Regions from separate parts of the Mus musculus genome. Here regions 1 and 3 are each linked to region 2. The links are chromatin loops, found by intact Hi-C in ENCODE. Cell type or tissue: left cerebral cortex. All regions are shown on one strand.

Evidence for each region. Peaks named below come from ENCODE experiments on the same cell type or tissue, not always from the same donor. Only the 100,000 strongest peaks of a DNase experiment are listed, where the experiment ranks them.
Region 1: it touches region 2 in a loop (5-fold over the local background); 14 of 42 quality-filtered maps call a loop at or near these places.
Region 3: a loop joins it to region 2, with 3 times the contacts of the local background. A loop is called at or near these places in 6 of 42 quality-filtered maps.

The regions. Positions count from the first base shown.
Region 1 is chr13:53,807,814-53,815,813 of GRCm38, reverse strand. No RefSeq gene overlaps it. Among named protein-coding and RNA genes, the nearest start is that of Gm34439, 24 kb to the right of the region's middle. In left cerebral cortex, a CTCF peak has its summit at 3,760; DNase peaks (open chromatin) are centred at 3,751 and 4,494.
Region 2 is chr13:54,050,937-54,058,936 of GRCm38, reverse strand. It overlaps Drd1 (dopamine receptor D1), which reads left to right and starts at 3,279. Exons shown (of 2, transcript NM_010076.3): 1 at 3,279-3,376; 2 at 4,324-7,754. The coding sequence starts at 4,744. The coding sequence ends at 6,084. In left cerebral cortex, a CTCF peak has its summit at 3,183 (motif pointing right); DNase peaks (open chromatin) are centred at 3,706, 4,631, 5,350, 6,979 and 1 more place; H3K4me3 peaks cover 5,008 bases; H3K27ac peaks cover 1,816 bases.
Region 3 is chr13:53,431,077-53,439,076 of GRCm38, reverse strand. Gm2762 (predicted gene 2762) reads right to left here. Exons shown (of 8, transcript NR_037991.1): 5 at 6,455-6,631; 6 at 4,281-4,383. Among named protein-coding and RNA genes, the nearest start is that of Gm38564, 16 kb to the right of the region's middle. In left cerebral cortex, no CTCF peak of the experiment used is centred here; no DNase peak of the experiment used is centred here.

The sequences.
Region 1 (8,000 bases), 240 kb after region 2:
CAATTATAGATTGGGAGGGTGCCACGGTGCCAGCTCAGATGAGAACAGGGTATGTGGCTTGTGCTTGCTCCTCTATGCTTGCCTTCTTACACTCAGGATAGGATTTCTGGGGCTTTCCCATCAGCCATGGGTAACACTAGTCCATCTCTTCTCATTGTGTTCATTGTATCGTAGTTTGAAGTTCCCAACCATCTGCCCATTGAAAGCTTAGCTTCTTCTATAAATCAAGCAACAATTGTAAAAACAAGTCTGGGCCAGTTCACTCATTGTACATAATGTTTTCATTAGTTTTTTATTTTAATTTTAATATATATTTAATAACTGTACAAGTGTATGGGGTTCAGCCCATGATATCAATACATATTTAATGGTCAAATTAGGGAATTTAGCATATCTATAACCTCTAACATTTATCATTTCTTTGGGATAACAGCATTCACAGTCCTATTTTGTAGTGATTTTGAAACATGCAACATTACTAATTAAACGGCTTTTGCAGGCATGAGTATGACACACATGGCTCTGGCAGGTCCCAGTCCCCTCTCCCTTGCTAAACATCATTAGATTACATTCCTAAAGCTAGCCAGCACAGTCTATTCCCTTATTTGGCTACTTCCTCCTTCTGAGGCTGACTACCAACATCCAGCTATCGAAGTAGTGAAGTCCAGCGATCAAAAGCCATTGGCTACCATATAACTAGGGAATAACATGCCAGCTACCATAGTTAACATACCCATTAAAAATTAACCAATTTCATACTGACCTGGAGTTTCCCCCTTTTCTTTTATAAATTTCCATTTGCCTATGTGCCTCATCTGTCTCCCTTCTCTCCAGAGGCAGCCCTTTGTCCCTCTAGGGAAAAAAAATATCCCTCCCTCCACCACCCCCTCCTTTCTCCTCCTGTCTCTTATTTCTGCCCTCTGTCCCTCTGAGGTAAGAACTCAGTCTTGGCATGTCCTGTGCTGGTTCCAATTCTTTCACTAACTGTAGCCACCATATGCATCATTTTCCCTCTGACTTCTGTCTCTACTCATTCACAATGGTACCGCTCTCTCTATTTCCTGGCACCTGCCACTCATCCTGCTTTCTCCTCCCACAGCACCAGCCCTCCTACTTCTGTCTGCATGGCTTCTTTTGTCCATGCCTGGCTGATTTCATGTCATAGAACGTCTTCACACAAATATTCGTCTAAGGCTCCCAGAATGTCAACAGCTCCCTATTTTACGTAGAATCAAACTCAAATCCCTCCTTTGGCTTCTAGTGCTCTTTCTGTGGTCCTCGTTCAGCCCACTTCAGTCTCTCCCCACTAACTGCTCCCTGCCCCGCCACCTCCCACCGATGTACAGTGGCTTGTTTCACATTCTCAAGCAGGCCAGAATTACCCAAACGCCACCAGCACCTTGTGCCACTATCCCGCTGGCTCCAAACCAGATGAGAGCACCTGGATTCCTGCCTGGGATGTGTGTTAACCTTCTGTAACCATTAAATCAAGCGGGTACTCGAATAGCAATCTCTAGGGAAGCTTTTAATGTAATCCCATAATCACCTCAGCTCAAATTCCCCTCTGGGCCTGCCGTTCTATGAGCACTAAGAAGGCTCCTCTTGATCTTTTATGATTGACATATCCCAAAGGCCAAGAGGTATACGTGTTTCTAAAGATTCTTCCAGCCCCGTATAGCAAGTCATTTTGATAACACCACGGTGATTACCTCCAGCACAGGTCCTGCGCACAAACCTTACATGTTTGGGCTTTTCTTGGGCTTCAGACTTATTAAAAGCTTCCCTGACTACCTGTGGCACTTAGCCATCTTGTGTGCTGTCTAATACAGTCCTCAGGAGAATTCTCCATGGCAGGCAGTTCTCCATACTATAGTTTTGAAGGAAACATAACGTCTGTGAGATATGGTTTGCTGGGCTGCGTATCTTTATGTGCCAGTATGCCCCTGCTTTTAATTTTGAGGTGTTTATCTTAGAAATTCCCAATGTGTCCTCTGGCTTCCAATATTGGCAAGCCAAAATATTTAGGTAAATTCCCTCCTAAAAACTATGAAACCCCCAGCACACTGAAAACACACACTTACTTAGAAGCACAGATTGGCTGAAAAGTAGTGAGGTTATCTTTTCTCCAAAGCCGACTGCAACCAAACGGAAGGGAAAGCAGGTCACCCCTCCCCCCATTAGACTTCAGATCTCTTGCTAGTGAAGGATACATTGTTTAGGTTGTCAGTGTTGTTAGCTCGATGGGAGTTACAATCATCTGTGGGATGGACCTCTGAGAGCCTCTCTGTGGGGGATTTTCTTGGTTGTGCTGGTTGGGGGTGCCAAGTCTTGTGTGGCATCATTCCCAGGGCAGCAGATCCTGCATGAAATGGCATTAGAGAACCCCAGCTGAACACTAGCATGCATGCATTAGGTCTCAGAGAGTAATAAGGATGCCAGTATCAAGTACTTGAGGTCATTCGTGTTACATTCTAGCAAGGACTCTGGCTACTTTCCCCACTATATCCTGAGAAGCTTAATGAAGCTAATTTGAAAGGTAATGAACCAATTTGTTTGGATGAGGACATTTTAAGCATAGTCGAGGTCTTTAACAGTGGTTACCACACACTGCTATCACCCACGTGTACCGTGAGAAAGAGCAGCGAACAGAATGGGAAGATATGAAAAGTATTCAGTTAGGTGAGAAAAGGAGGCAGAATCTCATTTCTACTGGATAAGGGGTACAGACAGAGCAACTGTAATTACTCAAGTGTGATCACATTTAAGGAGAACTCTTGCTTATGGACTGTGGGAATTTCTTGAGGGCAAGACCCCATTCATCAAAGGTTTCAGCTTGTAAAAATATAAATTCACTTGAAGAGGAGAGAAAGGGGGAGGGAGGGAGAGAGGAGAGGGGAGGGGAGAGAGATTGAGAACTAATTATTCAAAAACAGGTACCCATGGAAGTGTTTTCCTGAGCCTAATCTCCAAAGTACACAGAGGCCACTACTCCTGTGGTATAATCAGGGCCATTGTACATCTTGAGTTGGCAGCAGAATTTGTGACATCATCCACGCTGGGCTAGTTTTGCAGGCATATGAATTTCAGTTTAGGGGCCACAGAGATTTTCGCCATAGAAGCCAGGAAATATGTGCAAAGACCACTGTTCCAGTTTATTTTCTGTTACTATGATAAACCACTCTGATTAAAAGCAACTTAGAGCAGGAAAGGTTTGACTTATACTCAGGTCACAGATCATAGCTGTGCTAAGTCAAGGCAGGAAGTCAATGCAATGGCATGAGGCAGGGACCATGGAGGAACACTACCGTGCTGGCTTGCTGCTGTAGGCTTTTGCTCACCCATCCTCTTACATAGCCCAAGATGACCTGCCCATGGAATAGCACAGCTCACGTGGGCTGGGCTCTCCTACAACAGTTGTCAATCAAGACCATCTCCGTAGACATGGTCACAGGTCAATCTGATCTAAGCAGTACCTCAACTGAGACTCCCTTCTCAGATGACTCTAGGCTGTGTCAAGTGAAAGCTAGCTATGACAGTCATATGCCTTGAAAAAAAAATCTCTGAATGACCATTGCCCAAAGCTATGAAAGTCAAGCCTAGATTTCCACGGATATACCAGGGAATGATTGGTGTTGGGACTGGAACACCTGCTGAGGAAAGCTGTAGGCACAGAGCAGAAATGAACCTTATGGGTTGCAGGAGCCAGAGAGGTAGAGCTAGCCAAGGTCCCTGTGGCCTGGATGGTCTCATCACGACCCCTAGAGACTGGACATGGAATTGCAGTTCTTGGTGTTGGCCTGGCTGAGGTGTTAACTCTTCTGACCTCTGTGCTTCCGTTTTGGGATCAGAGTGTGCGTTCTGTGCCACTGTATATTGGAAACACATAACTTGCTTTTGCTTTTACAGGGGATTGCAAAGAAAAGACTTCAGACTTTTGAACAACATTGAAACTGCACAGATGGGGATGTTTAGGGATCAGCTAGATTCATTTTGCATTATAAGATTAATATGATATTTTATGGGCCCCGGGAGTGGGATGTTAAGACTTAAAGTGATGTATTTGAGTGTCAAGTGGACAAGGAATTAACTTGCTGGGGTTAATGTTCATTTTTAACTTAAACAGATTTAGAATCATCTAGAAGATACAACCCTGGTCGGGCGTCACAGAGAAGTTTAAGGAGGTTTCTCTCCTCTTGAACGCAGGCGGCATCATCTCATGGGCTGCAATCTGAATCTGGCACGTTAGTCCTAAAAGGCACCTAGAGAGCATCAGCCCTTAGTCCACGTTAAAAAGCCACAGAAGCTGGGTTATGGTGGCAGCAAAGAATGCCAGGAGTACCAATAGCAGCGGTGGCAGCAGTGGCGGCGGCAGGGACGAGAGAGATACATTCACCAAGAAGGAGCAAAGCTTTGGAAGCAGGCAGCACTGAGATTGTCACCCATTCAGCTGTCACCCACTCCACTGCCTGCAGGAGAGTGCCGCCCACTCAGCTGGGAGTGGTCTTAGTTCATCCTCCTTCCTGGAAATGTCCTCACAGATCTACCCAGAGGCTTGTCTTAATTAATTCTGCACTGAGTCAAACTGACAATTGAGGCCGACCATCACAATGTATTACAGCGCTCTGCCATGTGATCTTCAGAAGCCCAAAAGAAGGGAGCCAGATGCAGTGAGAAAGGTGGCTAGGAACTTCTCAGAACCATTACAGACATGTTTAGTACAGATTTGAGAAGCTTAACGAGCCCCAAAGCAGATGTTCTTAAAGCCGAGTTCTTAAACCTGAGTGTTGTATGCGTGTCACCTAAAAGCAGGGTCAATGAGAAAACACTTAGAATCAGCTGGCAAAGGCAGATGACTTATGAAGGAAGAATAGACGGAGTTACAGGTGCCCCCCACCCCCAGCAACAGAAATAAAACCAAAATATAGAAAACTATCTTAGACATGCTGAATGAAACAATTGTCAGTGTGTGATTCCATGGTCAGCCAAAAAATTAAGATATTGTGTATAATATATGGAACGTTTTATAAAATATAACAAACACATGTGTGTATGTATAGAGACCGAGAGGAGAAGAGAGGAGAGGAGAGGAGCGGGAGGGGGAGGGGAGGGAGGGAAGAGGAAAGGAGGAAATGGAAAGGGAAGAGAGGTTGGTGATTAGTCACCACAGAACCTCAGTGGAACCCTTGAGGAAGAAAGTGACCCTAATGGCAGCTGTGTGAGGTGAGAAGGCTCAGAAGAAGAAGGAGACACTACATGGCCGGGCAGGTGGAATTTGGTGATTGTATGAAAGAGTTCTATAAATGTCTAAGGATGCTAAGGTTTAAAAGTAGAGTTAGAACATCGCACTACAGTAACAATTATATCAAGGGATGAGTAAATGGAATCCATCTTAAGGTTTTATACAGTCCAGGAAAAGAGTTAGGATTTTGAATAATGCCTACTTTGCAGTTCACTCCATGCAAGGAAAACTGTCACGTAGAGAGTAAAAGCAGTGTTACAGGCTGGGAAGATGGCCCTCTGACAAAGATTATTCTATGCATCAGCGTAAGGATCCAAGTTCAAATCACCACTACCAGGCTGGAGAGATGGCTCAGCGGTTAAGAGCACCAATTGCTCTTCCAGAGGTCCTGAGTTCAAACCCCAGCAACCACGTGGTGGCTCACAACCATCCTTAATGGGACCTGATGCCCTCTTCTTGTGTGTCTGAAGACAGCTACAGTGTACTCATATATATAAATTAAATAAAATCTTTAAAAAAAAAAAAGGAAACAAATCCCCACTACCCATGTAAAACATCACGTGTGGCTGGGCTCACCCACAGCCTGCGTTCCAGAGGGGTCCTAAGCAGGAGGATTGCTGGGGCTTGCTGGCTGCTAGCTTAGTTCTTGTTTTGTTTTGTTTTGTTTTTCAAGACAGAGTTTCTCTGTGTCCCTGGCTATCCTGGAACTCACTCTGTAGATCAGGCTGGCCTTGAACTCAGAAATTCGCCTGCCTCTGCCTCCCAAGTGCTGGGATTAAAGGTGTGCGCCACCACGCCTGACTAGCTTAGTTCTAAGTAGAGTGAGTGGTGCTGTTTTAAGAATACAACGCAAAGAGTGATAGAACAGGATACCTGCCATCCTTCAGTGTCCTGTGCATGAACACATAGGCAAATACTGCACATACACATGCAACACACACACACACAGACACACTCACACACACACACACACACACACAAACATGCGCGCGCGCTAAAAATATCCAAAGCAGTGTGCTGCTTTCAAACTTGTACAGAAGTTCAAAAAAAAAAAAAAGCCATAAAAGAAAACAATCAAAATCAGACGTTAGGGAAATAAAGGAAATAAAACTCTCAGTGCTGGTAGCACCAGGTATCCAAGGGGCTTATCTCAAATCACAAGGAAGGATTCATCGCTGAGAAGCTTTGTCGAGTATTAAGATTGTTACGATGCTTTCTTAACACTTAGAACTCCGGTTTTATAACAGCAAAGGAAATTCTCGGGAGTTTTAAATCACCTCTCACTCTTACATAGGAAAGCAGGGCATAAATGTAGTAGAAGTTTTCTAACATTTCTTCACTTTCACAAGATACCTTCTCTGTGGTTAGACGTGTAAACAGCTACAGTTCCCACCCAGCATGGAACCGGGTACCATCAAGAACCTGGACAACATGGTGCCTCACAGAAAGAGGCTACACTGTCTGTCTCGAGACGAGTCAAAGGGCTCAATTCCTGCTAAGGTCTTCCATTAAGGGGTAAGCCCTGTCAAACCCCTTTAATAACATTTGCCTTTGCTGTTTTCTTTTCAGTTACATGAACTAAGTAAGCTACTGGGGGCTAGTGTGACTGAGTCACTGGGTGACTGCTGTCAGACCTTTCTGTGTATGCACTTGCCTGGAGTAGAAGCTATTCCTGAGCAATCTCTAGAAGAATCTCACCAAAGCATCCTGGACGCACTGGGTACTTCACACGGACCTTGAGGAAGCAACATTCCACCTGCAAGGGCACTACTGTGGCCGCCACAGCTCCTACTGCAGGAAGCCTTGACCCTATCACACCTGCTCCAGTCTGCACCAGCAATGGAAAAGCTCACATCGGTCCTGCCAAGCCATGGTGACCTCCATGGGACCCTGCCTGTAGCTGCTTCGGAGGGCTCCTAGACCTCATGAAGGTCAGGGAGGAGGAACATCCCTTGGTGACACAGCAAAGAGCTTGAGATCACCAGAAAGGACCATTCCTATGTAAAGCCTGTGACGACTTCAAAAGCACGGCCTGTCATTGGACAATACATAAGACCTGTGATGAGCCCATATGTCAGGCAGGTCATGGCTGGAACTAGAAGCTGAGCACATATAAGGCTATTACTGGTGGAATTACAGGGAATTATAAGGGACACTCAGGCTGGATTGCGACCTCCTCATCCAGGCTAGTACAGCGCTAAGCACAGTATTGGCAGGAGTCCCATTGTTTGAGATGAACGTGGAAGACCTGTCTCTAATGAATACCAGATGTTTCTGAAGCAAATGGCAGGGGAGGGGCTGCACTAAAAGGAACTTCCTGGCTTTGAGCCAGAGATGCCTACAGCTCAGGAAAGCTGCATCAGCCTCTATTAGGTGTTAATTAAAAGCTTCCGGCAACAAAAGCTCTGCCGTTAGGGGGGAAAGTTAAAAGTATTTTTAGCAATAGTGTGATAATTGCGTTAATAAACAACATTTATTTTTAGCTGATCATCCATAGAATGGCCTTCAGTTCTGCAGGGAGGAAGAGGGTAATGGAGTTGAAAATGGTTCATTTTAAAATGAAAACCCAAAGAACTGGACCATGTGGTGTCTCCGCCTTGCCTGCCGAGAAGGGCTGTGCGCAAGTCATTTGTTTCTTTTCGGTTTCAATTGGTAAGGTCATTTGAGCGGTGTAGAGTAGTGAGGTATCTAAGGACCAGCTGGACCCCTCCGTCTCCAATTTTCTGTAAAGTAAATCAACTGCACCAGGCATCCCTTGGAG
Region 2 (8,000 bases):
TGCAAACCTGGAAGCTTTTGTGAACATAACAAAAGGTTAGGAAGAAATAAAAAGATAAGTAGTAGAGGAGACACAGTGGAATCTGGCTAAGGGGTGAAGGGCTTGCTCAGTGTCTGAGAGGTTGCAGGTTTAACTCACCACCACAAAAGACAAAACTCAAACCAAACCTCACCTAAGCCTATAAAAGAGGAAGAAGAAGGAGAGAACCATAGTAAATATGGTGGCCACTCTAGCTGCCAATTTTTACCCAAAGGGACACATGTTGATTTAAAGTTGTATGATAGCTATGGAAGATGAAAACAGGACATGGGATTAGGGATTTATTGTCTGTAATGAGCAATGTAGTCACTTGCTGAAGATCAAGCTATCAACACTCTTCGCTAACACTGCAAGCAACCATTTTAGGTAGTTAGTAAGCCAGTTTTAATAATCCCAGAAGCTGCCTACGTATAAATTTTGAGAACACTTGACAGTGCATTCGTCTGACAGTGCCTTCTGTATTCACTGACGTTTACAGTCCTAAAATAAAAAAGTTATTGAAAACATCTTTTTAACCTTTACCTCCTCACCGTGCATAAATCACAGTGTACCTACAAAGACTTGCTGATTTGGGAGACAAAGATGCTTTTGTGTTTGTGTCTACATTCCCAGCATGATCAAATGCTAATATCTGCTTGCATTTATATTCATGTTCTTACTGTTTGTAGGGAGATTTCTAAAGAATAAATTGGAAGATTTGCTTCACCTTGACTCCCAAGGGGGAGGGGCACAGAAACCAAAACAAAAACCAAATTTCTAGCCAAACTTTGAGATCCCCATGATGTCCACACTGTGCATGTTTGAAATCCTGAGATTTAAGAGACCTTCTATCCATTCCTGTCCTCCTAGGGACTGGGTTCACATGCCAGTGAGCTAAGCCTGACAGGAAAGGGTCCTGGGTGCCTGTTTCCAAATGACAGGACCATAGAGAAATAATCCAACACACTCATTTCCCACGAAGGAGAAACAATTCAACTCTTTTGGAGTAATTCTCTCCCTTCTCCCATCTCTGCTGTTCACAGGCGTCTTCTCTTTGCCTGTTGATTTCTTCAGGAAAGTAGACAGCCTGATGCTTGTATATCAAAATGGCTGACATTTTCCTGGGGTGGAGAAATATCATGAGCAAAGCGATAACTGACATTGAAGAAGAAGAAAACAGGTTTGGGCTGGTTAGAGGCATTTTCAACCAGAGATCTCTCTGAGTAGCTACGAGTGTTGGAAGAAACCAAGGTTGTCCAGTGCACCACGACTAGCCTTTCCTCCCATTCTATATGAATTCTTCTGCTGCGGACTGGCATTGCAGGCAAAACGATGCCACCAGAGGCAGCTTTAGTATGGCTGTCATTCTACTTTAAAGAGCAGTGGCCATTTTCCAGAGTCCTTGGCAAGTCATTAGGGGAAGTCTTACTCCTCAAATTGCCCTCAGGTCACCTCCAGCTTCCTTGTTACAATCCTAAGTGTTACTACATTGTTGCTTCTTCTTCAAGTGCTAGCTGGAGGAGCACTTTCCCTCCCTGAGGGAGTCCTCCCTCCTCCAGCGTGCTCAGTCCTGCCCTAAAGGATCCCTAAAGTTTCCACAGCTTCCTGCGCGTCCAGAGGGCCCTTTGTCCTCATCTTCCTCATTTCAGGGAATTGCAGGGTAGGAAGAGCAAGAGGAGTTGCAATTCCAGACTCACACAACCATCTTGGACTGGAAACATCCTCTAATTTGTGTTCGCTGGTCAAAAATGAAGAAGTATGGTGAAACAAAGTTCCAATTGCGTAGAGAGCGACTGCTTCAGGGATGAGAATCCCCTGAGGGTTTTACCCTGTGCTGACTCACGGCTCTAAAGCAGAGTTTCTCAATGTGTGAATTTTGACCCCTTATGTGTATGTGTGTGTGTGTGGGGGGGGGGGGGGTCACATAACAGACAGCCTGCATATCACATATTTATAGTATGATTTATAACACTAGCAAAATTACAGTTATAGAGTGCAACAAAATAATTTTTTGGTTGGGGGTTGCCACATATTGCAGCATTAGGAAAGTTGAGAGCCACCATTCTAAAGGCATGTGGTTCTTGGGGTATATGTCTGATCACCAGTCTGTGGAACTTGGTGTGTGGCAGCAAGACTGCCAGTGGGAGGACAAACCGGGAGCACAGGTGGAGGAGGACTGGTGTCAATCATTTGACTACATCCAAAACCAAGATATGATTTCTGCTGGCTAATTAGGAGAGCTATTTAGGTTGTATAGAGAAAATTCGGGCATTCAGTGTGGTGTGTGGTTCTCATGGAGACAAGACTACTACCTTTTTTTTTTTTTTTTTTTTTTTTTTTTTTAACTGGTCTCTGAAGAATTTCTGGCCACCAAGGACTGACTGAGTCCATATCTGGTCCCAACTCTTAAATAAGTATTTCATTTAATTTTTACATCAGTAAGCACAGGAGTCCAGGCAAAGTGATTTCCAAGTTCCATACTTAATCTCTTTTCACACAGATGGGAAGGCACTCTGGGGCTGCGTCTATGCACTAAACGTCTCTGAGGCCACACATTCCTGTCTCTGCTTTATCCCTGTGCTAATTGTTTAGATAGTGGGCTCCATCCTAGACACGGCTGTGCAAGCGACAGTCAGGCAGACAGGCCACCATCTTCATTAGCTACTGTGTTAACGTGGAGTAGAGCCCACAGTCTTTCTGAGCATCACTGTCCACACAGATGAAATGAAGCTGTGCAAGCCAATAAGGAAGGAGTTTTGCAAGATGTCGAACATCATGAGGTGTGTGTGTGTGTGTGTGTGTGTGTGTGTGTTTAGGGGACACAGAGGCTGCTGAGTTTATGCCAGGTCTCTGATCACTTGCACAATAAGTTGACATGTTGTTCTCACTGCTGCTCCAGCCTTGGCACACAGGGGACACAAAAGGAAAATCATGGCTTAGAGAATAAAATGCTAGCCAAAGGGACTTCTTATTCTTGTGAGTTTTTAGGGGCATTTCAAACGAGGGAGGCTAGAGCGCGGAAGACCTGCCTCTCACCGTCCAGATTCTGGCAGAAGGGGACAGGGAAAAGCATGGTCGAGGCCCTGCATCTTGGTTACACACACTGGCTGAGGCCCCTGTGATCTGAACCTGCTAGGGCGCAGGCGGGGTGTAGGAAACCAGAGGCCCCGGCAGAGGGCGCCGGGTACCTGCTGAGAGTGCGGCACCGTGTTTGGGGTGCTTGTGGGGCGCGGGTCACGGGCTGCACTCGTGAGTTGACCGCAGAAGCGCCTTGGCGGGCGGAGCGCGGAGAGCAGAGCGAGCGGCACAGGAGAGGGCGCAGGGTTGGCGGAGTCGGGGAGCGTGGTCTCCCAGATCGGTGAGCACTCTCGTCCTGGGGCTTCCCGTACCCCTGCTGCGGGGCACTCAGTGACAACTCAGCGACGTGGGCAGTGTCCAGGACTAGCAGGGCGTGGGTGTGGGTAGGGTCAGCTCTGACCCCGAGCTTTGGGTGGAACTTGGAGTTGACCCGGAGAGGCGCTGAACGAGAGTTTGGTTTACTTGATTTGAGCATCAGGATTTGTTCCTCAGGTTCTGTCTTGTGCCAGGGTCCCCCGGGGAGGGGTGGGGGGATCAGGTAGCCAGAGAGGGCACAGCGATTAGGTAGGCGTCCCACACCCCTGCTCCAGCTGTGCCTTCAGTGAACCACGTGTGGCTGTCGCCCGCCACTCTGCCTGTCAAGCTCAGCCCACCACCGGGGCCGGGAGGGGACGCGGAGGCGGGGTGGGCTGTGCCCCGCTGGAACCCAGCCGGCCGGTGCCCTCGCTCGCTCGAGCTGTTGTGCTTGCCTGGAGCTCCTGCCACTGCTGACAGGGAGCGAGCGGGTGGCTCCCCAAGGAGGCTCAGGGTCCTGCCCTAAGAACGAGGAGCCAAAGGGGTGCCCAGAGCTGGGCTTCCTCAGACAGGACAGAAGCTGTTCCAGTCCTGGAGGTTCCTCTCCCAAGGAAGCTCCGAGAACCCTCCTGGGGGCGGGGGCAGCAATCTGTAGGTGGGCAAGGTAGCAGGAGGGGCGCCGCTTCCCTGGCACCTGGCCTGGGATTCCTTTCCCAAATCCATCCCAGAGATTTTTCTGCATGAGGAGGGGGAACACTTGCTCTGCTGGAGGGACTCGTTGAGTCCAGGGGTTTTGGGAGAAGTGACTCTAAAGCAAGGTAGGTGGTCTTGATGGACTTGTCCAGGGGGTGATGGGCTGAGATTTTGTGTAGCCAAATAGGAGGTCTGCACAGAGTATTGGTGAACGACTTTGTGTTTCCCTTTGCTTTTTAGGGCATTTGGAGAGATGTGGCACCAGGGGCTTGAAGGAGAAATGCATGTATTTTAGGCTGTGTCTCAGAAGAAGAGGCAGCATCCCCGAAAAGTGACTGAGATTGACCAGGAAGAGGCCCCAGACTCTTAGAGTATGCTTAAAAGCCTATGCATTCCTTGGGGAATCTAGGGACCAGCGGATGCCAGGGAACAGCGACCTGGAGCACTGAACCCAGAAGACAGGTGGAAAGCAAGCGGCTCTTCTTCCTGGTATGGCTTGGATTGCTATGGAGATGCTCCTGATGGAACACCATTGTGCTTTTGTCCAGACAGCAACTGGGGCTGGAGAAGGGGCTGGGTGGTGAGTGATTGGGGGAAGTCTGGCTAAGCCTGGCCAAGAACGTGAGGGCTAAGCCACCGGAAGTGCTTTCCTTCTGGAAGATGGCTCCTAACACTTCTACCATGGATGAGACTGGCCTGCCAGTGGAGAGGGACTTCTCCTTTCGCATCCTCACAGCCTGTTTTCTGTCCCTGCTTATCCTGTCCACTCTCTTAGGGAATACCCTTGTCTGTGCCGCTGTCATCAGGTTTCGACACCTGCGGTCCAAGGTGACCAACTTCTTTGTCATCTCTTTAGCTGTGTCAGATCTCTTGGTGGCTGTCTTGGTCATGCCCTGGAAAGCTGTGGCTGAGATTGCTGGCTTTTGGCCCTTTGGGTCCTTTTGTAACATTTGGGTAGCCTTTGACATCATGTGCTCCACGGCATCCATCCTTAACCTCTGTGTGATCAGCGTGGACAGGTATTGGGCTATCTCCAGCCCTTTCCAGTATGAGAGGAAGATGACTCCGAAGGCAGCCTTCATCCTGATTAGCGTAGCATGGACTTTGTCTGTTCTCATATCCTTCATTCCAGTGCAGCTAAGCTGGCACAAGGCAAAACCTACATGGCCCTTGGATGGCAATTTTACTTCCCTGGAAGATGCCGAGGATGACAACTGTGACACGAGGTTGAGCAGGACATACGCCATTTCATCCTCCCTCATAAGCTTTTACATCCCCGTAGCCATTATGATCGTCACTTACACCAGTATCTACAGGATTGCCCAGAAGCAAATCCGGCGCATCTCAGCTTTGGAGAGGGCAGCAGTCCATGCCAAGAACTGCCAGACCACCACAGGTAATGGAAACCCTGTCGAATGCTCTCAATCAGAAAGTTCCTTTAAGATGTCCTTTAAGAGGGAGACTAAAGTCCTGAAGACACTGTCTGTGATCATGGGGGTATTCGTGTGCTGCTGGCTCCCTTTCTTCATTTCGAACTGTATGGTGCCCTTCTGTGGCTCTGAGGAGACCCAGCCATTCTGCATTGATTCCATCACCTTCGATGTATTTGTGTGGTTTGGCTGGGCGAATTCCTCCCTGAACCCCATTATTTATGCTTTTAATGCCGATTTTCAGAAGGCATTCTCGACCCTCTTAGGATGCTATAGACTCTGCCCTACAACGAATAATGCCATAGAGACTGTAAGCATCAACAACAACGGGGCTGTGATGTTTTCCAGCCACCATGAGCCCCGAGGCTCCATCTCCAAGGACTGTAATCTGGTTTACCTGATCCCTCATGCTGTGGGCTCCTCTGAGGACCTGAAGAGGGAGGAGGCCGGTGGCATACCTAAGCCACTGGAGAAGCTGTCCCCGGCCTTATCGGTCATATTGGACTATGACACCGATGTCTCTCTAGAAAAGATCCAACCCGTTACCCACAGCGGACAGCATTCAACCTGAATATTGGGTTCTCATCTCTGAAGCTATGAGTTCCCTAGGGCTTGCTGTTAAGAAATTAACACGAGACCCCTCTGCTGCTTTTGGACAGTTACAGAACTTCTCCAACTCACTGACTCCAGTGTATTCTCTAGCCACAAGGGAAATGACTTAGGCTCTGAAATCCTTTTTGAAGCATTATCTTAGGACACTCTATATATATATATTTAAAAAAATAATAGGGCCAAAAGTCAACTGTAAACAGCTTCACTTAAAAATCAAACTTTCCAGGAAGGAAGTGTGAGAGTTGTTTGCTGTATCCAAACAGGTGCTAAAACTGTCCAAGCAGTTTTCAGATTGTAAAGGTAGGTGCATGCCTTTGTTAATTAACTTCTCTGACAATAATTGAGCCTTACAGCAAGAGTGGGATTTCTTTTTTTTTTTTCTTTCTCAGAATTGACAGATGCATTGTTGATAATGGTTTTATTTATTTATTTATTTATTTATTTATTTATTTATTGTATTATATGGATATTTTAAATTTATCATAGTGAACCTATATTTAGCTTATTTAATAGACCGAACCAATGTTAAATCAGAGACTGAACTGTCCATTGTACTAGCACTTCATGAGCCAATGAAACAGTACACATAGACTCTGAGATTCTGAGCTGGGAATGACTTCTGGGAAGGCAGCAAAGGCTGATGTGGTGGTTCCTTAACTCAACACAGACACAAATAAACACAAGGTAAGAAGTGACTAACACTACCAATGCTCTGCCCCTAAAAATATTTTGGAAAGATATGTTTTTTAAAAAAGAAGCTACTATTGTGTTCTGAATGTTTTAAATGGCAGAGGCTTTCCCCGAGGCAAATTTGCACTTCTGTAAATATCTCTGTAAAAGCCAGCTCAAGAAGAAATCCAACTTTAGATTTCTGTCTGAATGTCGAGGAAGAGCATATGCCACTTTGTATTTATGTAAAATAATTGGCCCTCCCTGTCATTTCTCATTTCATGCTTGAAATGGCTTTCTGAAACAAACAAATGACTGTCCAGGATTAAGATGTGCATCGAGGTGAATGAGCTGTAAAGTCACAGGTCACAGCAGCCCCTCCGATAGTTGGGCTCATCGCTGGTTCTTCATCTGCCCAGGTCTAACCAAGCCGGCTGCTCAAGGGGCTACTTTTGTAGTGCTTTAATCCGAATTTAGTATCCTCTCTTAAAAAAAAAAAAAAAAGCTCTTTAATGTTAGTGGTAAACTAGCTAATGAGCTGTGCCTCATCGTGGAAGTATACACTTCTGTTGTTGGTGGGGGGAATAGAAGAACCCCTTCCCGGTGTGTGTTGAGCATCACAAAGCCATCAGCATCACTAGTCACAAATGCTACTTTTTTTCCTCCCTGTGGTTTTGAATCTAGTTTCCAAGTCATAGCCTGGACTGCAAAAAGTACCATCAAGTCCCCTCGGGTGGGGGTATTGCAACAGTGTTTCTTTTGTTGTTTGAAATGTTTACAAGGTGTTCTTTGGAAGCAGCTGCAACATGTGGATAGAACTGAAGGAAGGGCTGACTGGCTTGCTAACAGTATCTCCTGCAGGGGTCTGTGTTACGTACTTTGAATGTTTTCTCAGCTCTACCGCTTGTATGCTTTCTTACATAAAATAAAATTATTTTGTGAATTCAAATCAACCCCAAATGGAGCTCTGTTGCATTTGTTAAACCCATTTTAAAAGCTAGACTGCTTCAGGTAGACAGCTAAGAAAATGGGGAGAGCATCTTTGGATATTCACTCCTCTTTTAAGACAGGGATTTCTCTCCTATGTGCCCTTGGTTGCTTTTGAATGTTTATGTGGAAAACACTGCCACACATGTTTCTTATATTTTAAATGTGCTCTAAGAAGAAACCTTTGTTCACTTGAAAAATTACTCTGCTTCTCTCTCT
Region 3 (8,000 bases), 620 kb after region 2:
TCCATTGGAGAGGCAGAAACAGGAGGATTCCTAAGGCTCGTGGGCTAGCCAGTCTAACCTAACTGGTGAACCCCAGGCTAGTGAGAGACCCTGTTCCATAGGAAGTGGATAGACTTCCTAAGGATGTTACCCAAGGATGTGCTCTGGGACCCATGGGAACAGCACACCCATATTTAAAAAAAAAAAAAAACCGATAATGAAAAGTCCCTGAAGGAACTTCATCACGGATCAACCAGGGGGCAGTGGCAGGCTCACCATCTCTTTGATACAGACTGGCAAATCCAGGAGCCTGGCAGCTAGAAAATTGTCAAGAACTGCTGAGCTGCCTGCCCCTGAGGCAGAGGCCAGAAAGACACCACAGTAGTCGGCCTAGGAAAACACCTTGTGCTGTTAGCACATCCAGAGATGGCCCTGTGCCATTAGCTCCTCGAGAGAGGCTTCTCCGGAAGGGGCTGCGTGTGGTCTGCAGTACTGTCTGTCTGTGTGCTGCCAGAGAGTTAGCATAGCTGACTCAACTGGAACATGCTGAGCAGACCAGCACTGTTGTCCCCGTTGTAGGCAGAGCAGTCCCAGGAATCAAGTCAACTCGAAGGAAGGACAGAGCATGTGAAGATTAACTGTATATTTTTTTTTAAAAAAGATTTATTTTAAAATTGTGTGTATGCATGTATATGTCTGTGTAAAGATATGTCTACATGAGTACAGTTGCCATGAGAGGCCAGAAGAGACCATCAGACTCCCTGCAGCTACAGTTATAGGCAGTTATAAACAGCCTGATGTGGGTACTTGGAACTGAACTGGGTCATCCATAACAACAGTAAGCCCCCAGAACCATCTCTCCAGGCGATCAGAGTTATTTCTGACATGTTGTTTGCTCTGGTGAGATATTCATCCTACAAACAGGACATTATTGCATCCTTGCCCGGAACATAGATAGGTGTGTCAATGCTAGCACTGGGCAGACTCACTCACGTCATACATTCAGAATTTACATGCGTATCCACAGCCCGAGATTATTTCACTCTCAGAGCGCATCGTTAGTGAGAGGGGCTTACGTCATACTCAGGATACTTCTAAGTTATAAAGTTGTCTGCTAGATCCCAGATTTGGGATCTGGCACAGACACTTTTAAAATAAAAAGGTCACCTGTGAAACATCTGTGTTTGAACTTACTGAAACACCTGGAATAAATTCATAAAAATCTGTCTTTCAAGAAGGTTTCCTCTTGAGACTGGGGATACAGCTCAGGTGGCAGTCTGTCTGGTGCAGCATGCATAAAACCCTGGGTTCTACCCTCAGCCCCCCGCTGCCCCCCAAAAGCCAGGAGGGTGGTGCAAGCCTGTAATCACAGCACTTAGGAGGAGCAGCTGACTAACCTGCTGGGAGTGGGGCTCAGTGGTAGAGTAAAGGCCTGGAGTGTTCGAGGCCTTTACTAAGTTCAAATGTGAGTACATAAAAGTATGCAAATGAGGAAAGAGCAGAAGAAAACTATCATTGGAGGTACTTTACTGAGAAAGATGTAAAACTTAAGCTGGTTTTTTTTTAGGGGGTGGGTGGGGAGGTCTGCCTCCCCAGTAATATATTTAGGAACATATCTGCTTTGCGGTTTAAACGATGCAAAGCCATGGGATTCTACCCAACCTCCTGGGAAGGGAGACTTCCCCTGTAGAATGTTCCCATGTTCCTGCTTAGGAGACCTGCTTGACATCTCTGTAAAGAACCCATATTGTCCTTATGTCCCTGCCTTCTGTCATCATGCCACCTGGAACATGAGGTCTTTGTACAGCTGTCTCCAACCTCATATCTGGGTTATGTTTCAGCCATGACACAGACTGCGAGAGAGGAGCTACTTGGTCCTAACTTACCAGGCAAGGAGGCGGTAGGAGGTGAGATAGATTGGGGGCCTCCTGGCTAGCAGGGAAGGCTCCCAAGCAGCATTAATGTCAGGAGGTACACATGTCCTTCATGGACAAGGATGCCGAGAAAATCCTACCACCATACATAGGCCACTTTGGGATCCATGAAGTGAAAGCTCCTTGCACTGGTGCCTTAGGAGAGAGCCATGTCTCTGCTTTGCCGAGTTCTGGACAGTGAACAGGCCTGGTAGCTCCTCTTTCCACCAGGAACCAGCTTCGCACAGTTGCATGGCTCCCAGTGTAAGAACAAGGAGCTTCTGGCCAGGGGGTCCACAGCGTGCAGCATCCACAGCGTGCAGCATCCACAGCGTGCAGCTCCTGCACATCTTACAAAACCGTGCAGCCTCCACGTCTCTCCCTGAAATGGAGTTTTCAGTGTGATTCCATCGGAGAATCACCAAACCAGAGTAGGTAGCAGGAAGAGGCAAGTCACTGGCCCTCTATCAAGCCAGTGCTTGGCTGTGACAAGGGACTCTGGACCTCTGTTTGTACTGGCCCTGCCCTAATGCCCAAATTTAAAAGATCTCAATTACTTACAGTTCCTTAGCAGAGACCCACCACGACTACAGATAAATCCAAAAGAGCTTTGGGAGTAAATTTGTGGATTTAAAAACACTGCCCCAGTATGGTTGGGTTTTGTTGACATTTCCTATTCTAAGGTCAGTTCTAAAATGACTCACTTTACAGACTCCTATGAAGTGCTCAACTTCTGCCCAAATGCTTATGCTAGTCCCCAAAGCTGGCCAGTATTAAATATTTAAAATACCTCCATTTATATATTTGTTCACATGAATTACTCAAATTTTGTAACTCCCATTAGTTAGTTATGTTAAAATATTGGAAGGCCAAGGGTGTGTGTATGTGTGTGTGTGCATATACACATAAATTAAATGACTAATTAATCACACTAATTATATAACAGGATTATTCAGTTGTTTTTCTCATTTCTCATTGTATAATATGGCAAGTATCATTGAGTCCTCATAAATTATATAATTATGATCTGTCAGTTAAAACATTATTTTTAACCATGGTTTCGGTCATCTTTTAACTGGGAACCTGCTGCCTCTTGGAGCAGCAGACTCTTAGGACAATAACTCATTTTGTGGCCCCACACAGATTTTCTTACACTTCATGTATCTTAAGTTTCTCACTGAAACTGAACTGAAGGCAGAATTACCTAGACTGTCCTCAAGTGTGCTTTAACATGACTGCTGTGCACCTTCCTTAAGGCCCTATGAAGGACATGGGAGAATTTAGATGTCTCTAATGCAAATCCAAACACTGGGCCATTATACTTAATCCGTAAATATTAGAACAATGGTCAGATTCTCAGTAAAAGACTTAGATTACATGTGAGCCTTCCTTCTTCTCTTAGGGCCCGGAGTACTTTGACAACAAGAACAATTTAAGGAAACAACAGAATTGCATCCCAAAGCCAGAGACTCATCGTAACAAAATAGAAGACAGAATGAAGTGGCATTGTGAAGAAATGCATGCTGTGTTTCAGACAGCTGCCTGTGCAAGCTCTCATGCTAACTGCTCATGCTGTCCTGCTGTCTCTCTGAGCTCGTCATCCTCCCCTCTCTTCCCTGAAGAGATCGCTGCCAGCAGTGTGCCCTCATGATCCCATAGACTGTGTTCTGGCATGGAGCAGAGCCTGGGCTGGCCCTGGCTCTACCTGTCACAACGCTGTGTGATTAGCGAGGATGTTCGTTGGGTAATAAGGATACCTGATATAAGCACATTTCCTACAACATTGCTGACCTTACTGCCCACCCATGTCAGTTCAGGGAGCAAGGTCAAAATTCTGGTTTATATTGAAGATCAATGTGGACAAATAGTAACAACTAATTAAGCAGCGCCGAGAACGTAACTGTGCTCAGGTGTTGTGTACACACGTTGATTTAGTCCTTACATCGCCATATTGCTGTTACTTCTGTTTGAGATGAAGAAGAAAAGCAAGTGACCGGAGATCCCAAGTGCACCCAGGCCCTCTGCTTCTCAGCTGGCCCTCCACTGCCTGCTGCCAAGGATGAAGTGGTTAAGGGCATCATCTCTGTGATCTCACTGTGCCCTTTGGGGCAATCCTCACAGGAAAATGCTCAGCAGCCTACGTGGGAACCAGAGGCATCCTCTAAGCAACTGCGCGAACATTTCCTCTGCTGATGGTTTTGTCAGTGATCAGGACCAGCCCTGAACAGAAACAGATTTCCCCAACCCAGGGCAACTGTGTTCAAGAAAGCATAAGGTTAGCTTGCTGTCGCTGAGACATTGCTCTTGCTAAGTCTCTGCTGCCAGGAGGCATGAAGGGCTCCGTGGGAAGAGAGACTCCAGGATGTGAAAGAGAAAAGTTAAACCTACCACACGGAAGCAGGTGGCACTCAGTTCATTGGTGTCTCCTCTGCCCTTACAGACACAATCTCTCCCACTCGCAATCCATGGCTCTGTCCTCTTAAAGCTGGCCCTGGGTTAGAAGTGTTGGTTATCACATAAAATATTACAAACCAGGGTGCTAGAGAATTCCAGGAACTCACTGCTCTCAGGTATGCTTGCTAAACCCTGAATGGGGACTCACTCAAACCAGACCGATTCACAGGGTCTCTAAGACAGAACAAGTCTGCCTAACACCACCTGCTTGCCTTAAGGCTGTCTGTCCTAGCTGTTGGTCTCCTGTATTTCCCTGACACAGATGTACTTTAGGGGTTCCCCAGTAGTGGTGACATGCTTCTTATGAAAGGTATGGGGGACAGAAATCAAGCTACTGTATTACATTCATAATCAGCCAATGGATCTTTCTGTGGGCCAATGGGTCAGCATTTGAGAGCTCAGAGACACAGTCTTGAACTTGTATTTCTGATGGGCTGTCTCCAATGTGCTTTTGATGGACACATGGGTATTGTGCACCTTCCATCATTTACACACAATGCTGCTCATTCAATGACCCTGGAAAACATCCTGAGAGGGGCATCCTTAGGGGAGCGCACAACTGTTCAAACTTTAGTGTATTTCCACAAATCTAGCTGGCATACCCTACTGCACGTCCAGGCTACATACCGCAACACGTCACTCCTGGAACTCATACCTTGAAACATGTGACTGGTGACCGTGGCAGGCAATAGAGGCACAACAGTGAGTGTTCATGTGCCCAGACACACGGGCACAGAAAACACCAGGTGGCATTGAGCTTTCAGTTGCATCTTATGGGACCACAGCCCTATATACAGACTGCTCTTAACTGAAGGGTCATTGTGTGGGACAAGACTGCACTAACTCCCCAGTGTATCTATCTGGTGCAGGCCTACTGAGCACTGCCAACAGATCACTGTGGAGAAGACTCTATTTTCAGAGAGCCTGAAAGCAAGGGAACCAGAATAAGGCAGAAAGATCAATTATTACATTCTAATTTGTTCACTTATTTAGAGACTCACTTAACGCACTGCTTGTCCTGCCTATTTGCCAAGCTCAACTTCGCATGCTGCCTGGAACAGAACGGCCTAGAGAAAGAGCTCACACCACGGGTCATTGCCCGTAACAACCCGAGGACCGCCATGTGTGTTTTCCCCACTTTGTGGTTTTAGAGTACAAAATGAGAACGCCAACTGGACTGGGCAGTAAAGCCACTCAGGGTATATCCTGCCTTTGGCATCTCCTCTCTTCAGCTCTCAGTGATGTTGGAGTGCTAATTCCAGAAAGATCTCCATGACACAAGCAATCGAATCATCTAAAGGCATGCCGCCCCTTTGCTCACTGTCAAGGGGACATGGGCTGAGCACTGGTCAAGAATCAGGTCATAGCAACAGACAGCTCCTACAACCCAGGCTCAGGGACCATTGCAGATGAGCAAGCAGAAAGACCGTATGCCCAGAGGATCACAGAGTTAGCGGTGAAATCATATCTCCAGGACTGTCAGAAGCTCCACCTATAATGTCTTACCAACTCGACTGCCTAGACGTGAGAGGAACGAGGATGGCAACAAAGGACGCAACAAAACGGACAGACGCCGTTTGATGCATGCCATGGGATGTGCGCCATTGTTGAGCTGCCTTCTGCGTGTTTCTATGAGGACCCCCCAAATTGATGCTTTTTTTCAACCTTGGTCTGACAAGCTTCTTTTTTTTTTTTTTTTTTCGGTGGGAAGCAGTTAATGCTGAGACTCGTAGCTGACTAAAGTGCTGAGAATAAGAAATGATTGAGGTTCTGGCTTGGTGGTGCACGCCTTTAATCCCAGCACTTGGGAGGCAGAGACAGGTGGATCTCTGTGAGTTCAAGGCCAGCCTGGTCTACATAGTGAGTTCTAGGACAGTCAAAGTTACATAATAAAGAAACCCTGTCTCAACACCCCACTACCACCACCACCAAGAAACTGTGAGGATTCATTCCCAAATGGGACGTCTATGTTAACTATCCCTCGCAAGGCTCAGGGAACATTCCAGAAGAAAAGAACGTGAGATGAGGAGGAATTATGAAAATGTCACCATCTGTGACCATCAGTGAGGTGGCTATCTCACTCACAGACCCAGAACAGCCATGAGTACCTGCACAAAGTCGAGGCACGCACTTTGCAGCATCGATGGAGGTGGGGACTCAGGCAGTTCCACTCTTAGCCACTGGCAACTTACGCCTGCTGGAGGAGGGGAGTCACTTTTCTTCAGCAGTTTGGCAGCTGATGGGTTGTTTGTGTTCCTGTGGATGGCCCCGTGTCCATGGAATCTCTAGGGCAGGAAGGGGAAAAGAGCAAGCCCAGATGCTTTCCTGGACGATGGTAATGACCCGTGTGCTGTTTTCTTTTCTTTCCCACAAATTTCAAGGCAACTTTATTCAAAGCAAACTGACGGAACAGACCAGACACACATGGCCCTTCTGTCCCTTCTTTGTGTTTAATGCACTTGACTTGCACTTTAGTAGGTAGTACTTTACATGGGATTATATTTCTTTTTTTTTTAACTGTAACTATTTCAAAAGATTTATTTTTAATAAATTTAACAAAAGATTTATTTATTTATCTTTGATTTTTCTTTTTTTAAATATTTTTTATTATTGTGTATTTTCCTCAATTACATTTAGAATGCTATCCCAAAAGTCCCCCATACCCTCCCCCCCACTTCCCTACCCACCCATTCCTGTTTTTTGGCCCTGGGGTTCCCCTGTACTGGGGCATATAAAGTTTGCGTGTCCAATGGGCCTCTCTTTCCAGTGATGGCCGACTAGGCCATCTTTTGATACATATGCAGCTAGAGTCAAGAGCTCCGGGGTACTGGTTAGTTCATAATGTTCCGTGTGCTGTTTTCAAGCTGAAATATATTCCTCTGTATGGGACAGGATTTCTCTTCCTCCTCATTCACATCGCGTGATACAAGAAAAATCTGGTCCCTGACAAAGAATCGATGAAGTCAGCCCCCCATACTGAGGTGAAACAATAAGGTTTTCAGATGGACAAGCTAGAACTGCCATTCATTAAGACAAAGAATAGTTAAGTACATTATTGTGACCAGAATCTTATTCATAAACCTCAGTCTTAAAGCATCAGTTCTGGAATGCTGCCACTTGTGGTCATCTGAAGCACCTTAAGGGATGTATACCCGGTGAAAAAAAATCAGGCTCAGAGAGACAGATGCTGCATGGCCTCCCGAGTAACAGCTAAGAGAGCTGGGCACACACAGTCAGAGTGGAGAGGGGATGTGTGTGAGGCTGATTTAAGTTTCCCATGGGCATAAGGACTACGTGACAATGGAGACACTATCCAAGCAGAGGACTGTCACAAAGCCACCGACACACCTCTGCTTTCCAAAAAGCTAAAAAATGATTCAGCAGAAGTCTGACGGCCTTAAGCAAACATAGCAAGATCCACAGGCTCGTTCATGAATAGGCGAGAGAACAGGACCATTGATGACGCAACATAGATTCGTGTCCTGCAAATCAATAATACTATTGTACTTAATTTTTGTGCCTGAAAAAAATGACCAACTTAGCAGAACGTATGTAACCTCTAACCAAACTGTAACTAGATCAGTCAGAAGCAGGAAGAGCAACCAAGACAACAAAGCCATTGTGGGGACCTTGGCAAGCCCATGAGCAGGACTG